Regions from separate parts of the Mus musculus genome. Here region 2 is linked to region 1. A link is a loop called in an ENCODE intact Hi-C map of the cell type or tissue named here. Cell type or tissue: heart. All regions are shown on one strand.

Evidence for each region. Hi-C counts contacts between places; a loop is a spot of excess contacts. Peaks named below come from ENCODE experiments on the same cell type or tissue, not always from the same donor. Only the 100,000 strongest peaks of a DNase experiment are listed, where the experiment ranks them.
Region 2: a loop joins it to region 1, with 2.3 times the contacts of the local background. A loop is called at or near these places in 2 of 42 quality-filtered maps.

Annotation. Positions count from the first base shown.
Region 1 is chr9:71,931,475-71,933,974 of GRCm38, forward strand. All of the region lies in intron 6 of Tcf12 (transcription factor 12), which reads right to left. Among named protein-coding and RNA genes, the nearest start is that of Cgnl1, 160 kb to the left of the region's middle. In heart, no CTCF peak of the experiment used is centred here; no DNase peak of the experiment used is centred here.
Region 2 is chr9:72,110,710-72,113,209 of GRCm38, forward strand. It overlaps Tcf12 (transcription factor 12), which reads right to left and starts at 1,110. Exons shown (of 21, transcript NM_011544.3): 1 at 867-1,110; 2 at 29-125. The coding sequence starts at 103. In heart, no CTCF peak of the experiment used is centred here; DNase peaks (open chromatin) are centred at 62, 612 and 1,172; H3K4me3 peaks cover 2,035 bases; H3K27ac peaks cover 1,812 bases.

The DNA of each region.
Region 1 (2,500 bases):
TCTGAGAACAAAGCATTGTGAATGAGTAATCAATAGAACTGCAGACAACGAGCCGTTAATTACGACCCTCACAAGCGTTTTGTCTAAGACACGATTTCATTAAATGCTTTGTGTAACCTGCACAGCTTCGAGCCATTACCAACACTTTGGACAGTATATTAATTCAGGGTGGGGGCTGGGAAAGGAGCATGCACAGAAAACTGTAACAGAAACCCCACTGCTTCAAATGTCCTCCCGGGTCAGTAATACACTAGTTACAACTAGCCAGGTTCTTTAACATGTATAAATCTTATTTTCCCAATACAAATTCTGGAAATTTTAATTATCATTGTCTATGCTTTTAAATGTCATACAGGTTTGAGAAGATAATGACAGTTATCCTGTCACAGCAATTCTCCCATTTCCGGCTTAAAGAGAAATAAACTTAACCTACATGTGATTGAGTTTCTAAAGCATGTTAAGTGAACAGCTCAAATTTTAAAAAATTTCCTTAAGTATAAGCAGCAAAGAGAAATTTTATTATCTTAGTAGTTAATTCTTAATGAAAAGTTTCACCCTTTTCCCCAAATTTTATACCAGCCAATGAAAATTTATCAGAGTAAAATATGTAAGTTGCATATCAATTATGAAAAATTTCTTGAAGGGCATGGGATATGTTGCAAGTGCCTGCCAAGCAGGAGAAAGAACAAAAAATACTTCCTAGAAAAAAAGCTGCATGAAGAAGATAAGCTAGATAGTCATCTGAATATATTAAGTATTTAAGTAATTACAAACATGACAACTTTTTAAAAAGTTTTTTTTTCTTTTTTTTAAACAGTTGTGGAAGGTATCCCCACTTCCAAAAGACTACTACAGGGATTTAAAAAAGACATACTTAAGTAGGGTTGCTAGTGATCTTACTTTTGATGTGTTGGCCCATGCTGTATCCCAGGAACTGGGATCTCAGAGAGCAGGTTTAATGGTTCTAGCCAACCCATACTAAAGAATGAGAGACCCTGGAACAACTCCCTAACTCCTGAAGACACCTCTTCTCAAGTAACAACTTTTTCCTGAATATTTGAATTTAGAAACCTTCTGTTAAAAAGAGCCCTGTGATATATTCCTAGGAGCACAATAGTATTCTGAGAAAACTCTTCAAAGCTTTTATGTGAAACCGATTTTCACTAAGTATTCCTGAGGGTAACACCTAATCCAATCTGGTGTTAGGCATGCAGTTAACGAATCCACACCTGGACAGCTTCAAGACTCTGATTATTATTCTGGGAAATTTCATATTTACATGAACAGAGAAGAAGTACAATAAACCTTGTTCTAGTAGCCCAGTTTCAACAGTTGATAACACCAAGCTATTGCTTGTAACAGTACATCTTGATTGTCAATTTGACTGGATTAAAAATCACCATTAAACACATTCTTGGATATCTATGATATTGTTTCTATAAAGAATTAACTGAAAAGGGAGAATCCACCTTGAATGTGGGGAGCAACAATCCATGAGCCAATATTCTATATTGAATAAAAAGGAGAAAGTGGGCCGGAGAGATGGCTCAGAGCACTGGCTGCTCTCTTCCAGAGGTTCTGAGTTCAACTCCCAGCAACTACATGGTGGTTCATAACTATCTATATAATGTAATCTGGTGCCCTCTTCTGCAGCAGAACACTGTACACATAATAAGCAAGCAAGAAAGTAAACAAACAAACAAATCTATCTTATACAAGGAAAAGAGAAAGTGACCTGAGTACTAGCATTCATCCTTCTCTGCTTCCTAACTGGATATCATGACCTGCTCCATACTTCTGCCATGCCTTCCTCTTCAGGATGGAAGGTACTCTTACTTGTGCGCCAAATATATCTTCTCCTTTAAGTTGCTACTTGTATGGTATTTGATCACAGCAATGAGAAAAGTCACTAAAAAATAGACTATTTACTTTGCTATTTCCAAGTGTTCAAAACTGACAATAATCTTTGAGACTATAATAATCATTTATTATGTAAGATTTACTGTACAAGTTTTTGTATGTTCCAAGTCCTTAATCTATATACGACAGCACAACTGTCAATTTTTAGAGTCAACAGGAACAGTAGGTGAAGGATTTTCCTTGACAAGAAACTTGCAAAAATCTAATTCTCATTGGTGGAAAATTATAACTGTTTATTACCTGATACATTAAGGTTCCCCTCCCACAGAATTTGTTTTACTATGCTCTAAACTCATAAATCCAGATTAAATTACATGGTTCAGATCTTAACATTTTTTTCTAACTACTTTATGCTTTATGCTACTTTAAGAGAGCACTCCCACAGCAGAAGCTGAACTTTGTTCTAAGAGATAGCTGTGCCTTCCCCATCCTTCTTAGCCTCCAATCCTCCAATCACCAATCTAACTATCCAGTCCTCAAAAGAGAACACTGCAGCCCGTGAGCAGTGAAGTCCAACACTCTCTGTGACATAGCCTCCTGCCTATACCAATGCCACCTTCCTTCCTACTTCACTTGCTCT
Region 2 (2,500 bases), 180 kb after region 1:
CCCAAGATGCGGAGGAAAGCTCTCATACCGCACTGAAGTCCAGCAGGTCGCTCAGCTCCTTGTCGGTCCCTATCGCGGCCATGCGCTGCTGCTGGGGATTCATCTTCAGCCACTTCTAGCAGGTCCTAAGGCAGAGAAGACAGGCTGAGCCGCGGACACCCGGACGCTCGACGTGAGAAGGAGAGAGAGGGAGAGAGAGAGAGAGAGAGAGAGAGAGAGAGAGAGAGAGAGAGAGAGAGAGAGAGAGAGAGAGGCAGCGCTCGGGGTGGGGGGCGCCGAGCGACACGCCAGATCCCCACGCATACCCGAAGGACAGTGACGGAAGCCGCTCCGACACGGGAGCCCACGCGTGGCTCCGTGGCTCCCGCAAGTTTCCAAGGTGGCTCGGCTTCGGGGTGCCCCCGGGGAGGAGTACGGAGCGAGCCCGCGCCCAGCGAGGGAGCGAGAAAGCGGCGGCGACCCGGAGACCAAGTGACTCACTCGCTCAGCAACAATAGAGCTGACAAGTTGCGGGGAGCGCGCCGCTCGCAGGCCCGCGTCTGCGGCCCGGACGTCCCCAGCGGGGGTCCCCGGCTTGGTTGAGAGCGCCCCACGCGCGTCCGCGCCCCGCAAACTCCCGCCCGGCCTCCACCTCCCACTTGGGCCGCCCTGCCCCGGACTCGCGGAACAATGAGGCGGGCTCGGCGGCTCCCCGGCCCCGAGCGCCGAGCCCCGAGCGCCGCGCAGGCCGAGCGCCGCTGCCCGGGCCTGGACCCCGCAGCTCGCGCCTCCGCCCCGCCGCGCGCCGCAACTTGGACGCGGCCCCGGGCTCCGCGCCGTACAAAGGGACCTGAGTTCCGCACGTCCCGCCCGCCGCCCGCGGTTACCTGCCGCCCGGGCTCCGCATCCAACCTTCCCGATTAAAGTTCACTTTGGCCGGGAGCGCGGGCTCAGGCTTTCCCCCTCCCCACGCGCCGCCGGCGGCTGCGTTGCCTCGGGCCCCCGCGAGTGCTTGAGTCGGCGCGACTCGGGCGGCTCTCGGGCTTAGCCGCCCGTGGCTCCCCGGGCGGGCTGGCTGTCCCCCCGATAGAACTTGTGGGTCTCCTCAGGCGGACATTTTTTTTTTTTTCCGCTGAGGCGGCCTCAGCACCGAGCTCCGCTCGCCTCCGGATCCCTCCGCGCCTCAAGCGCGTCGGCTTAACCCCTCGCTGCCCGGCGCGCTCCCGCCTCCCGCGCCGAGGAAGTGGGACCGCGGAGGGGGCGGGGAGGCACGGGGCGGGGCGGAGCGGCGGACGGACAAAGCCCACGGCGGGCGGCGGCCGTCTCCTCAAGCTCACTGCGCCCCGAAGTGCCGCGACGGGGACGCAGCTGGGCAGCATCTGGATCTGCCACCCGCAGCCATTCCGGAGCTCAGCCACGCCGGACGCGGGAGGCGAGGCCGGCTGTGGAGCCGCAGCTGTGGTGGGCGGACTCTGTGGGAAAAGCGCAAAGCCCCTCACGCCGCGCTCATCAGCTTGCTCACCTGAGCGTGCCGTCCCACCTGAGCCCCGCGCTGCAACACCAAGTTCTGGGAAAGGATTGCGCCTGGCCTTTGCTGTAACCAGAGAGACAGCCCCAGGAAGTTAAGTCTTGATGAGCAAGTTCCGAACTTGGCCTGAAGAAGCCCCAAAGAAAAAGGGGAAAAATTCGGCCTTGGAAGTTAAGGTTTACTTGAGGGGAAGCTAAGGTGATTGTGTTGAGGTCTGCGAGCACAGAGAAGACCAGCCAGGCCCAAGCAGAAGAAACACTCGAGACAAGCATCCAAAGAAACGAATTGAAGACAGTGGCCAACTCTTGAGTATCCTGACTGTAAGAAGGAGCCGTTGGCCTCAGAAGTTCATATAAAGAAGATAGTTAAATGTGCCATTGCTGTACTTACTGCAACCAGAGCTGTCCAACCAGAGAAGCAAATTAAGGTTTATATGTGGGACCTCCGTATAGACCATTCCAGAACTAATGGTAGCCTACTCACCCCCAAAGCCAGTCCCACTTAGGTACATACATGCTTTGGCAACTTGTGGAGTGTGTCTCCATCCTAAACAAAGTAGCATGATTTCACCTAAAAAATGATAACGATCCCGTTTCCAACTAAGACTAGCGGATGGTTAACCCACATACAAATAGGCAATTTGCTGAAGTCTTTGAGAACATTTTTGCAAATGCTATAAAAAAAAAAAATGAATGTCATCTTCCAAACTCAAGATCTAGCCAGAGTAAATCAAACAGACAAGAAGAAAGTCTTCGCAAGGAGAGATCTGATCTTTGATGATGTTTCCAATATAAATCAAACAGTTCTGAGCCAAGTCTAGCATCATTGATTAAATGAACAGGGTTTGGTTATCCGTAATTTGGTGTATACAAAAGTGAGGCAAAAAGCAGTCACAGAACAACCAGGAAATTTGATTAGGTAACTGGTAAAGCCATATTTCTGTGGTACAATCTCTAGGGAAGATGCTGAGGTTTGGTCTTCTGCTATGCATTG